2 separate regions of the Homo sapiens genome follow, and region 1 is linked to region 2. Evidence: chromatin contacts called from ENCODE Hi-C data. All regions are on one chromosome and are shown on one strand. The core of a region is the stretch at or near the end of the contact, and the rest is flanking DNA. Distances in the headings are between cores, read along the strand shown. Region 1 overlaps NTRK2 (neurotrophic receptor tyrosine kinase 2). Region 2 overlaps AGTPBP1 (ATP/GTP binding carboxypeptidase 1).

Region 1 (7,331 bases), core at 2,814-5,313, 830 kb before region 2:
GATCATGGTAAATCTTCTCTGCACTAATGAGGCTTTGTGCCTCTTCAAGAGACTTACCCTGGAATTCCCTCTGGGCTCAGTTTGGCTGTCGATTCTGTAAAGTCCCTCTCTGGAGGGCTCTATTGCTGTGTTGACAGCAACATTTTCCCAGAGAATATAACAGTGGCCCACACACTGCAGCTTCAGTGAAGCTCATGATGAGTAAGCCTCCCTCCTGCCTGAACTGTGCAGTTCCCGCTGGTGGACTGTGCCTTCACGGACACCGTGCAATGTCCCTATCTTCTGGTGTGTCCGTGCCTGTCATGTGGAGTTTGATACAGTGGACTGATTTCTTCTCTGCTGTGTCCTCTCCCTCCTCAATGTTGAGGGATATGTGGAGAGAGCAAACTTGCTGCACTTAGCCCACCCCAGTGAGATGCCCTTTTCATAGCCTTAACAGGCTGGTCTTTTCTTCTCCCAGCATTTAACAGAAGGGAGGACCTCGACTTTAATGCAGATTTGAGTGCCTCCTTCCCTCTCCCTTGGGTAATATTGATTAGAAGGCTTCAATTACTTATTTATCAGATTTATAAAATGCTTATCTTGCCAAGGTCTCTGGGCACATGGACAAGAGTAAAAATAAACAACAAGCAATAATAATAATAAAAATCCACCAAACATAGGTGCTCATTCTGAAGGCTCTACATGAATGCCATTGGAAGCCTGGTGACATTGATTTAGAGCTTCCATTACCACTTGACTTTTTTTTTCTTTTCTTTTTATAAAACACACCCACGTCCAAGGGGGCTTGTTCTCCTGCATAAAGCAAATGCATTAACAAGCAAAGAGATGGAACACATAGATTTGCTGTTGAGGCTAAGGCCAAATTGCAAAGAACTCATATGCCATGTTGCAGAGATCAGTTTCCAACCCCCTCATCTTTTCTTTTGTGGTGAAGGCAAAAATAGAAGTGAATCTTAAAAGAGGGCTTTGTATTGTCTGTCCCAAATTTTTGTCTAGACACACTGAGACAAATTAGCTTCAAAAGAGTTTTCTTGTTCTGCAAAAGGGGCAGAATTCTCTGAGGAGGGTGTGCTATGTCATGCCGTAGGGTTGCTGCACCTTTTTTTGTTTTTTTGACACTGACACAAGAACATCACAGTAGTTGTGGGTTGTTTAAAGGCTTAGCTGTGTGCTGATGATATTGTTTCTCCTCAACTGTTCAAGATCAAGAAGGTGAGGCATTTAATTAGATCAGAAAAGAGTGAGCAAGTTTGAAGAACTTTTCTCAACGTGTCAGATCTGAAATCTTAATTCCATGCTGGACTTTCTCTCTGGAGAAGCCTCCTTCTGTATTCCTGTTTACTTCTGATAAGAGTAAACAAATGGTAGAAATGCTAAAAGGGAACCAAGATACTCTGGACCACCAACACGTCCAGCATTAACAACCCACACCACTAGTGGGTCAGGTTAGCATTTCTGGCAGCTAGCCTTTATGATTAGAAAATAAGGCATTATAATGGGACTCTGCGGTTTTTTTTTTCCTTAAAAATCTGGTTTTGATTATTAACACTCTTGCCATTAGGGAACATTTGGTCTGAGCTACGTGTTAGAGTTCCACCAGTACAAGGGAAGAAAAAAAACCTGAGCTATCCCCTTAAAACAGTTGTCATACTATGAACCCCAGGCTCAATCTGACCAGTTGTTTGTTTTTGTAAATAAAGTTTTATTGGAATACAGCCCCATTCATTCATTTATGGATTATCTATGGCTGCTTTCATGGTACAGCAGCAGAGTTGAGTAGCTGTGACAGAGACCTTATGTCTCAGAAAACCTAAAATGTTTACTCTCTGGCCCTTCACAGAAAAGGTTTGCTGACCCCTGCCTTAATGGAACACATAAGCAAAATATCTAATGAAATAACCATCCACCTCCCGGACTTCCACATATTTTGTAATAGGTTGTGGAGATGGGGATCTTGCCCGGTTCAGCTTCTCTGTTTTAGTCAGGCCAGTCCCTAAATCAACGTAGGCAGATGCACAAGCAGTGAGATGGGAGCAGAAGTTCAAACTTAGGGGAATACCAAGGTCCAGCTCTGCGCAACTTTACCTTAAGAGTCTGTGATTCCCTCTGTGTACACTTCCATTTCATATACTAACATGGGTACTGTGTAAAAAGAGAAAGAGACACCTTCAAAGCTACCATCAGGGGTAGCGAATGGTGCTAGACCTCACTGGTCCATAGTTCCTACTTGATTAGGTCTCAGTTAAGAGCTAGTATATTAGATGGTTATACATGGAAACATAGGTGGATGTTTTTTCCTCTCTAAAAGAAAGCTATGAGCTATGAAGTTTTCTGGCTTGGATGGGTCAGTGATAATTTCAGGGGTATGGCAGACTTTGTGATATTTTCTTGGGAAGTAAAAGAAAAAAGGTATGGTTCTGATAAATATTCTGTCAGGAATTCTATATTTGAGTCTTTTTTTTGTTATAACATCACACTAATTTTTTTTATACAAAAGACTGTCAGGGTTCAGGGTGCAAAAGGGTAAATGTGCAGTCTTTGTATGTTCCATTGTCTTTTCTTCCTCTCTTCATAACTTTTGCAGAGAAGGCCAGCCTTGTTTGTATGTTCCGGTGTCCAAACCTTATGTGTACAAAGTAACTGTGTGGTTCAGTCAGAAGAAAGGTGATAGGAGTTTTGAGAAACTGGCATTTTGAAAAAGGGCAATTCCTGCCTCTGTAGGAGTCTTAGTACTTTTAGGATGTCTTAGGAGAACATACAACTGAACACCACCTCTAAAATTAATTTCTACTTACAGCTGAGTGTTTTTATGTATATGTTTTGTTGACGCTTCTTAAGAGTTCATAACATTCTCTGGTATATCATACTTTTCAGATCATAAGTATACTTTTTTCTTACTCATATAATAACTTTTCATATATACAAACATCTAATTCAAGAATTACCCATTAAAGACCTAGCCTTTTTTGCTTCCCGTTGAAAATGTGAATTTTGAGATTAATAAATAATGTATTTTAGTCATTTCAGTATAACATTCTTAACTTTGCCGGTTAAAAACAATACCTATTTTCAATGAGATGAATGCCCCCTGGTGGAAACAGTGGCAAATATTTGCACTGATTTGGGGGGCCCACAGACAACAAGAACAAGCATATCAAGTGTAATGATGGAACAATGTAGGCATATAATTGACATAGCTTAGAGAGTGTCTTTAGTTTTTTAAGTCTATACTTCATTTAAATGCAGTAAATAGAAGATAACATCAAATTGGGAGGGTCAAAACATTCAACAAGGAACTAACTAAACCCTTATTATGGCAATTTCTCTAGCGTCTTTCTTTTCAGCTTGGGAATCTCTTAGCTAGTAAAGTCATTTATATCAAGGCTCTTCGTAACGATTTTTTAATGGAGGAATTTTCAATAATACCTTGGAGGGTGTTCTAAAACTAAATAGTTGTATAAGAGAGAATTGCTTAAAGGATTATAAGATGGCCTCCAAGAAAACACACACACACACACACACACACACACACAAACACACACACCCACAAACAAACACGTCAGTGGGTGAGAGGAGCAGGTTTTGGGATTTAAGCTTCACCAATGACAACTTTATGTTGTTTGTCTCGTTAACTGCCAGACAATCCATCTCTGGTTCCATAGGGAATGCTTACCAAGCCAGGCATGTGAGCTTGCCAGGACTCATGTTTTTATAGAAAGCTTTATTTTGGAAATTTCTAATCTGAACATACTTGAAATCTAATTCTCAGAAAACTTTGGAAAACCATTTAAAAGGAAGCAGGAAAAGGGAAAAGCAAAAGTGAAGTATGAGGCTGTATCCCCTCTATAGGAAACGGAACTGTGAAGAAGCAGAGGTTGCTGGCACGTTCTGCGGCTCTCCCCTCTGCCCCGTCATACCTAGCTTTGCTGTGGCTGTCGCTCTAGCAGAAAAGCTGTGGTATTTTTTCTGCCTCTGCAATTTTCCCACTTGGATGGAGCCTTTGGAAATGAAAAAAACAAATAATCAAGAGCCATCTTGTATTGAAAGCTGATGTTCTGCATACTTAATGGGCTGAATCACCCTTTCCCTTTTCAGATATGGCTCATGTCCATTAAGCCGTGGATATGGCTGATAAATACCATTGTACTTGTCATATCACCAAGTGCCACATTTTCCGAGGCAGTGACGTTTCTTTACCTCAGCATTTGTGAGAGATTGCACTCTGGAGTATAACGGTTCAGGCTGAAGTTGTCTATTAACTTGAAAGGACTTAGAGATATGTTAATGGCTGGGTGGGAACTCAGTTCTTTAGAAATTCTTCTTAAACCAGTACCTTTCATCAAGTCACGATGCTTAATCTTATGTTATCCGTGGCTTATGTCCTGAAGTGGGTGGGAAATGGGGCTTGACTTCCCCAAATGTAAGAAGTGTAATATACAATACTTCTCACATATGAGAGATCAAGAGAAACTACTGAAGCTTCCAGTAGATATTCCAGAACTTGTTTCTTTGATAAGAAATAGGCTGTTCTCCTACTGTGAATGTCCTCTCGCTGTCCCACCTCCCAGCATGAGAGACCCCTAAAATATAATGCAACAAATGCTCTTAATGACATTGCCTCTCACAGATGTTTATTTAGAAGAACTGTGAAGGGTGACCTGTGAAGGGACATTTTGTGTGTCTAGGGATTGACTTTCCCTTCTTGACAGTGCTCTTTATCACAATGTATTTTTGTATCTGTATCACATTTTTGTGTCTGTATTGCAATGTATATTTTGTTGAAATGGTTTTGGACTCTAAACAGGGTTACCCAGCTTGATCACTCACGTTCTTTACTTGACTTGGCTCTGAATAATTCTCAGACATTTCCTGAGTCAGATTCATCCCTGAAGGGTTAGTATCTACTGTCAGGGATTTCAACTTAATTTTATTCACTTTCAGATATGTGTCTGTATCAGGCATTGGGTTAGATGGTCCTATTTCCCAGGGAATGACACTTTGGAGGGAAAATGTGAAGTCAGTGGATACTTTAAATAGAGTTTGAAAGGTGCCTAGAAAATGGTCCTCAGAGATGGGCATTGAAGGAGGCTTTGGGATTTGCAGAGTGTGAGAGTTGGGGAAAGAGCATGGAGAAGAGAGAGGGATGGATTCCAGGTAGAAATTTTATGTCCCAAGATGTGAAAGTGTAAGAAAATGTGTGGCATTCATACATTTGCTAGGAGTCTGGTTTGGCTTGAGCAGAGAACGGGGGTAGAGAATTGGGAGAAGAGACTGCTGGGTTGTGGGGGCAGGGCATGAAGGGGGCTAGGGAGTTGACAGTATGGACAGAATTTATCCCAAAGACTTCGCATGGAGGAGTACCCTAATTAAGTGTATGCTATAGAAAGAAGACTTGGCAGCATGAGGAGATGGAGGTTGGAAGACTGGGGTGTGATGGGAGGTGGGACTGCCACTGGGTTAGATCAAGTTCAAATAACTCAGTCTAATATTAGCAGGCTGTAAAGGTAAGATTAGAAAATGAATCCCAAAAATGTTGTGGGCAAAGGCAGCAAGGTTGAAAGAAGCTGTATGGCCTGAGGGAAAGGCAGAGGGGAGTCAGATGAGTCTGAGTTCAAAACCTAGCACTGCCGGTTACTAGTTGTATGACCTCCAATAGTCTCACCTGTCTTTAAATTTTTTAAATTGAGAAATAATAATTGTGCATATTTATGAGATACATAGTGATGCGTGATACAAATAATGCATAGTGATCAGATCAGCATATCCATCATCTCAAATATTTATCATTTCTTCATAGTGGGAATGTTCAATATCTTCCTCCCAGCTATTTGAAACTGTATGTTATTGTTAACTCTAGTTCCAGTCCTCACCTTTCTTTGCTGGCTTTCCATCTTCTGGACAATGGGAATGGTACTCTTTCTTCATGGTGCTGTGGTGGAAGTGAAATTAGATTATGCATGTTACAGGGGTAGAGTTTGATAGTCACTCTTTGAGGACACATGAGTGTGCCTGTGTACATTTGGGTACGTGTATGAAGAAAGGAGAGACAGAGGACCTCCATTCAGACATCGATTTTCTCTGTGCTTATTTAAAACTCTTCATTCACATGCTGCACACTCAACAAATACTTATTTAGTGGTACACACATGCAAGGTGCCAGCTAAGGACTCTGTTCCCTTTAGTGACATCTCCTGAGGGGGTGAGGGCAGAAGATGTTTAATAAATTAATGTTGGTCAACTAATTCATGCCCACATATGATGACAAAAGTGTCTAATAGCCAGTACAAGTCAAAATACTAGAAAACCATCCATCTGAGTTATTAACATTTTAATTTAGATCAATAGGGAAAAATAAGTCCTTAGGGGGTTTATTTATATCCTTAGTGAGTGTTTTTTTCTTCTCGCAATTTAGTTTCCTTGAGAACTGAACATTTATAAAGTGTTTTTGGTGAACCCATTTATACAGTAGAATTCATTTTCTCTAGGAGGTTGGGAACTACAGAGAGAAACCAGAGAGTCATAAATTCTATTTAATTCAAGTTCATGCATTTCACTAGAGAAAGCACCTTCTTTATCCTCTTATTGTACTTCCCCTGAGACCTCTGAACAGATGATGTTAGCAGTGATTTAAAAATGCAAATCATATCACAGAAGTCCTTTAAAGGATTGTTCCTCACTCCTCCTCCCACCCTCCATCACACAGGCCCTTAAACAACAGGAATGGTAAATTCAAAACCAAAACTTGCGTCATAGGTAAAAACCAACTATTTGCTGAAATAGGCTGTACCAGTCTGGCTATTTTGATCACCCATGATAGTTGGAAGACAGAGGATCTATATTCTAAATCTGATGAATGTATTTACTATTCACATTACATGTTTGAGGTGAGCCTGCTATATGTACATGTGGAGAAAGAAGTGTGGTTATAAGGCAAAATAAATAGTAGCCCTTGCAGTCAAGTGGCTTCCGTGGATCAAGAGCTCGTATAACTCATTTTCCAGAAGAAGGGCAGATGCATTGCAGTGGGAGTTCATAGAGAAAGATTACTCTTGGCTCATGCTATTGAGATACTTTTATGGAGGAATTAGTTTCAAGTTGTGCCTCGAAAATATTGGCCTGTAGAATCTTCCAGTTTGAGAAGTCCCTAATTACACAGTGTTTATGGGCATGATTTTTAATTGTGTACTGCACCTTATTTCTTCCTATGAGATTTTTATTCATTCTTTAATAACTCACACTACATTTGAAAACTGTTCTTGGGAGGTATTTAAGAAGAGTTGTGGGACTAACTCTTCTTAAAACATAAATTTTGAGAGTCAGGGATGGCT
Region 2 (6,894 bases), core at 3,731-6,230:
TGCCATATTTAAAGCACTGAAGGAAAAAAGCCTTTGATCCTAGAATAGTAAGTACATCCATTGAAAATATCCTTCAAACATGAAGGAGAAATAAAGACTTCCCCAGACAAAAAAAAGCTGAGGGAATTCATCAACATCAAATACTTGTCCTACAAGAGATGCTAAAGGGAGTTCATTCTGAAAGAAAAGGACATTAATGAACAATAAGAAATCATCAGAAAGTACAAAATTCAATCGTAATAATAACTACACAGAAATACACAGAATATTATAATACTGTAATCGTGGTGAGTAAACTACTCATATGTTGAGTAGAAAGACAAAAAGATGAACCTATCAAAAATAATGATAAAACTTTTCAAGGCATAGAATAATAAGATATAAATAGAAACAACAAAAAGTCAAAAAGTGAGGAGGGATCAAATTAAAGTATAGAGTTTTTATTAGTTTCCTTTTTACTTGTTTGTTAATGTTTGTTTTTACAATCCATGTTGTCATCAGTTTAAAATAATGGGTTACAAGATGTTATCTGCAAGCCTCACAGTAATCTCAAAAAACCTACAACAGATACACAGAAAATAAAAAAAGAAATTAAAAAATATCACCTGAGAAAATCACCTTCACAAAAGGGAAGATAGGAAAGAAAGAGGGAAAGAAGAGAGGACCACAAAACAATTGGAAAACAACAAAATGGCAGGAGTAAGTCCTTACCTATCAATAACAATGAATGTAACTTGACCAAACTCTCCAATAAAAGGAAACAATCAACAGGGTGAAGAAACAACCTGTCGAATGGGAGAAAATATTTACAATCTATTTATCTGACAAGGGATTAGTATCCAAAATATACAAGGAACTCAAACAACTCAATAGTAAAAAATAATCATAATAATCTCATTAAAAAGTAGGCAAAGGACATAGATATTTCTCAAAAAGAAGATATACAAATGGCCAACAGGCATATGAAAAAATGTTCAACATCACTAATCATCAGGGAAATGCAAATCAAACTACAATGAGATACCATCTTACCCCAGTTAAAATGGCAATTATTAAAAAGAGAAAAAAAAAAAAAGATGTTAGTGAGGATGTGGAGAAAAGAGAACTCTTACATACTGTTGGTGGGAACGTAAATTAGTGTAGTCACTATGGAAAACAGTACAGAAATTTCTCAAAAAACTAAAAATAAAACAACATAAGATCCAGCAATCCCACTACTGGGTATTTATCCGAAGTAAAGGAAATCAGTATACTGAAAGGATACCTACACCCACCCCATGTTTATTGTAGCACTATTCACAATAGCAAAGATATGAATCAACCTCAGCATCCATCAATGGATGAATGAATATAGAAAATGATATATATACACAATGAAATACAATGTGGCCATAAAAAATGAAATCATGTCCTTTGCAGCAACATGGATGGAATTGGAAGTCTTTATGTCAAGTGAAATAAACCAGGCATAGAAAGACAAATATTGCATGTTCTCACTCATATGTGGTAGGTAAAAAAGTTGATCTCATGGAAGTAGAAATTAAAATAATAGATACAAAAGCTGAGAAGGGTGTGTGGGAGGGATAAGGGGGGTGAAGAGAGGTTGGTTAATGAGTGTAAATATATAGTTCAAGAAAAGAAATGTTTTAATGTTCTATAGCAGAGTTGGGTGACTATCAGTAACAATATATTGTATATTTCAAAATGGCTAGATGAGAGGACTTAAAATATTCCTAACATACAGAAATGATAAATCATCAAGGTGATGGATATCCTAAATACCCTGACTTGATTGTGACACATTCTATACATGTAACAAAATATCACATATACCCCATAAATATGTGCAAATATTATGTATCAATTTTTAAAAGTTAACTATATAAAGTAGTGAAAGGTTCAAGTTAAGGTCAAATAGCACTTTAGATTTGTCTCATGTGTTCTAATGTTATAAAAAACAATTATTATTACATTACATTTAAAACAATGTATTCTCATATCACATTTAAAACAATCATATTAAATGCTGGTCACAGTGAAGTTAGCTATATTTGGATATTCTGACTGTAACAAAAACCATTTGGACAAAGTAAGTTGCCCCAGCAAGAATCAATCAAATGAGGTAAACTCAGACTCAATAAACCAGTCTATTCAACCTGATATAGTATGGAAAGCCTATATCTGAGCAAGATTTATTCATTAGTGAAAGGATAAACCTTCATGTATGTAAAACAAGTGTGCTTAAAACTGTAAATTTTTTGCCTCAAATATAGATAATCAAAATATTAAATTGCCAGAGTGCCAATGGCACTAGCCCCTAATAATATCCAAGTAAAGGCCAAAGTTTTATTGAGAACATGGTTAATATTATGTGCAAATACAAAGAAAGATGAGGTGTTTTAGGTCATAATCATTAATGTACTATAAATCACAGATTTGTAAAATGTTGGAGTTGATGTTAACACCCTCATTTAACAGATGAGGAGAACAAGAAAAGTTTAAAGTGGAGCTCTAATAAACCTGAAGGCATCTATCGTAAGCTGCATGTTATTTACACCCAATGACTCTACGTAGAAAAAAATACATGCTTCTAACACGTCTAGTATTACAGCTGCGATTTCAGATTCAGATTCAGGTGGCTGCCATTATCCTCCAGTCTCAGAATTTGATTTTTCATCCCAACCAAAGAAGAAATAAATAAATTCAATAAGTAGCACATATAAAACCACACATGACCCAGGCCTTCAGCATTACTAGAAGACAGAATATAACAAACTTTAAATTGTTTATAAATAGTAAAATGAGCAAAGATATAGAGGATGGAACAACAGAATTGGGGTTGAAATCTTTAAAGTAGATTTTAGAATAAAAAATATTTAATGAGAAAAAGGAGGAATTTTATAATGACAAAGTCACAATTCATAATGAAAATATAATAATACTTAATATCAATGCATCTGATAAGATCAACCTCCTACATAAGGCAGAAACTACAGAAGATATAAGCAGAAATCGACAGGGACATACTATTGATATAGTCTTCAAAACACCACTCTCAGAATAAGATAGAACAATTGAACAAGAAAACAAAATATAGAGAACCAAATGACATAATCAATGTGGCAATTTTTACATCTAAATGTCAAATGTCTCATCCTGATACAGATGAAAAATATATCTTCTTATGTGAAGAAGATATATTCTTTATTATCTTCTTCTCAACAGCACATGATACATTCATAAAAATTGATAATATATATGACAATATATTATCAGCAAATTTTAAGCAAAGATATCTTCTTTGCTTGGAATTTGATGATAATATATTAAGATATAATATAAGATGATATAAGTAATATATCTTCTCAATAGCACAATACATTCACAAAAACTGATAATATATTACATCACAGGGAAAACAACACCAAATTTCACAAAACAGAAATATTACAAACTCTGGTCACAGTGTACTAAAACTAGAAATTACAAACAAAATGAAAAAAACAAACAGGGAGGGAACCCACGCAGGAGGATGGAAGGAAGAATAATTTGGGATATCAGACCCTCAATAGGGTGGAGGAAGGCATCTGTCCAAATAGACAACAGGGAGATTATTACATAAACTGGAATTGATCAAACAAGTTAATATATTACGGACAGTGGGGCCCAAAATTATCTCTGTTGGAGAAGAAAGTTGTAAATATGGAAAGAAAACAAGAATAAAGCCTGTGTTATTTGCTCGAAAGTTAAGGTATAAGTATAATCTCATGGAGTGTATGTGTGTTTGTGTGATTATATACACACATACATAAATATGTACCTACAAATATGGAAACCACTACAAATGTGAATTACTGTGTAAATATTATGTATGTATTAAATATACTCCCTAATTGTTCATTGAGATAGTTTGTAAACAGTAATAACCCAATAGCAATGTGTATACCAAGTGTACAGATCTTTTTTTTTTTTTTTTTGAGATGGAGTTTCGCTCTTGTTGCCCAGGCTGGAGTGCAATGGCATGATCTTGGCTCACTGCAACCTCCACCTCCCAGGTTCAAGCGATTCTCCTGCCTCAGCCTCCCAGGTAGCTGGGATTACATGCAGGTGCCAGGCTCATTTTTGTATTTTTAGTAGAGACGGGGTTTCACCATGTTGACCAGGCTAGTCTCAAACTCCTGACCTGGTGATCCGCCTGCCTTGGCCTCCCAAAGTGCTGGGATTACAGACGTGAGCCACCGCGCCCGGCCAGATCTTGGTTTTTAAACATCATTCACTACTAAAGTAAAATGGCACTCTTTGAAGAAATGGCAGATTTCATTCAGGGGTAGAGAAAAGCAAGATGGGCCTTGTGCCAAAAAGCAAGGGCACCCATAAGGAATGACAGGGATATCTCAAAAGGGCACACACACCAGCATTAATGGTATCCCACTGGCCAAATCCTGGACAATTTGAATATCAAAATAAATAATGATAGCAACAAATTATAACTCATTGAGTCAAATAGGAAACCCAGTCTATACTGATAATACATTAAAAGCTTGAGAAGGAACAAGATATTTAGATAGTCTCAAAGTACCTCAATGTATAACACTAATTACAAAGAGAAGAAGGAAATGTAGGAAAGCCACACACCTAAATAATATTAAACTGTAAAGAGCACCCCAAAAGGCAAAAATGTATGAGGAACATTTGTCAGGGGGACTAATCCATTCTAGGGAGGCAGAGGAGACTTGAATTAACTAACGTGGGCAAAGCGGTGAGAATGCTACAGACTAGACTCCAAAATTGTACTTTATTGCCTGGTTCCAAACATGTTCAATTTATGTAAGAAGGCAGTTGAAAATCCTCAGAAATCTGAGAGAAACAAAGATGGAGAGAAAGTGAAAGAGAAGCTTGGTACTGAAGCTCCAAGTCACTAAAATGCAAGACTGCCATCTGGTGGTAATTTCAGCAAATCCCTTCCAAGTAATGGGGGGGTAAGAGGGGGTGATGGATTGAAACAGACACAGCACTATTTAGTGACACACATTCTCAAATTCAGTATTTCAAAGGCAGTATTCTCTTTACAATTGAAAATACAGTGTGAAACATAAATATTTTTAAACTGCTTAATTTTAAGATCATTCACTTGTGAAAACCACTAAGTATTCAATAGAATCACTTTTAAAAAGCTCAAAGAAAAGGACAACTTGAAAGAGAAGCAACTGCCAGCCTGTTCCTTTTTGGGGACACTGCCAAAGAACAAGACCTCTATTGGGCACATTTTCTAGAATCCAACACTTAAATAGTACCCCAACCGGCACGCCCCAATCAAAAAAAAAATTACAGACAATAAGCTACTCTCCTAACTGATACTACTTCCTCATTTCAATCATGTCTGACAATTAAATAAATACCTCCAGATGAAGAAGTTTCCACTGCACATACTTTCTTTGGTCATCAGCCCCCACCCTTAAAATGAATTATTGCTAGTTATAATTGCTTACAATGTTAAATTCTAGTTTACCAAAATATTGGTCCCTTTCTTTTAATTCTGTTAATGTTAAGACAAACCAAGATTTGCTTTATGTTGTACTGACCTAACAAATCTAAAGATAAGTTTAATAAAATATTACATCTACCTAAACAGCTCCCATAGCTTCTACTAACTTCCTAGTTAAATACTTACAAATACATGGAAATAAGAAGAAAACTCACAATAGACAACTTATCATCAGAATCTGGAAGGAATCTCTATTAAACTTAAGGCAGATGGAGCAAGACTGAAAAATCCAATGCAGAATATGCCTCGTGATCTGTATCTTGTGGTTTAGGGGCTTTTCTTTTTTTTTTTTTTTTTTTGCATTTTACATTTTGGATTCCACAGCTAAAATAAGTGTCACACTAAATAAAAAATAAAGAAAACAATAAAGAAGTACAAAAATAGAAAGCATAAAAACCCAAACACATCAATTGTAAGAATTTTAAACAGGTTAAACTCCTCTATTAAAAGACAAATGATCAAACAACAAAATCCAACCTCTTATTTATGAAAAAAAAAGCAAACATACATCAAGCAAATTCAAACCAATATAAAAACAGAATTCAAGGCAAAAGATGCTGAATGAGATAAATGTGATAATTTTATACTATTAAAGAGATATGCAAAAGGAAAATGGAAAACTTACAAAATTCTGTGTGCCAAGTAACATTGTATTAAAATAGAAAAAAAAAGTTTTTAAATGAAGGCTTGACAGAAACACAACATAATTGAAAGACTATTAAGTATTTTTAAGTCTTAGGTAGATAGAGAAGACAAAAAATAAACAAGGATATAGAAAGTTGAATAGATGTATAATATTAAATATGAAACAATATATTTTTGGGGGACAGAGTCTCACTATGTCACCCAGGCTGGAGTGCAATAGCACAGTCTCAGCTCACTGCAACCTCCACCTCCCGAGTTCAAGCTATTCCCCTGCCTCAGCCTCCTGAGCAGCTGGGATTACAGGTGTGTGCCACCAAGCCTGGTTAATTTTTTGTATTTTTAGTAGAGATGGGGTTTCACCATGTTGGTCAGGCTGGTCTCGAACTCCTGACCTTGTGATCTACCCACCTCAGCCTCCCAAAGTGCTGGGATTACAGGCATAAGCCACCATGCCCAGCCAAATATGAAATAATAAGAAATCTCTCTCTATATATATTGGTCTCTACCCCCCAGTTCCTGGCTCAGAGCTCCTAAAACCCTTGTCATTTCCCAAGCAATGGAGGTGCCAGAAACATCTTTTGTTCTAATATTTGGTCTTTGACCCCACTCCCTGACAAAGAGCTTCTAAATCTCTTAGAACTTCCTGGTGATAGAAACAACTTCTATTCTAATGAGGCAGCTCTTGGTGTACTCTTTGATGGGGA

What was found. Hi-C counts contacts between places; a loop is a spot of excess contacts on that map. Pooled maps may share reads with other maps.
Region 1: a loop to region 2 is called in a map of endothelial cell of umbilical vein, with 5 times the contacts of the local background. The contact joins two enhancer-like sites. A Hi-C loop is called at or near these places in 1 of 168 maps with a recorded cell type or tissue (endothelial cell of umbilical vein), 8 of 37 single-sample maps with no recorded cell type and 4 of 50 pooled maps.

What each region holds. Positions count from the first base shown.
Region 1 is chr9:84,778,533-84,785,863 of GRCh38, forward strand. The region is part of intron 12 of NTRK2 (neurotrophic receptor tyrosine kinase 2); the gene reads left to right. Among named protein-coding and RNA genes, the nearest start is that of NTRK2, 110 kb to the left of the region's middle. Within about 2 kb of position 4,064, at least 2 of the 41 ENCODE cell types and tissues checked have a DNase peak (open chromatin) inside an H3K27ac peak, as active enhancers do.
Region 2 is chr9:85,605,331-85,612,224 of GRCh38, forward strand. All of the region lies in intron 17 of AGTPBP1 (ATP/GTP binding carboxypeptidase 1), which reads right to left. Among named protein-coding and RNA genes, the nearest start is that of AGTPBP1, 130 kb to the right of the region's middle. Within about 2 kb of position 4,981, at least 3 of the 41 ENCODE cell types and tissues checked have a DNase peak (open chromatin) inside an H3K27ac peak, as active enhancers do.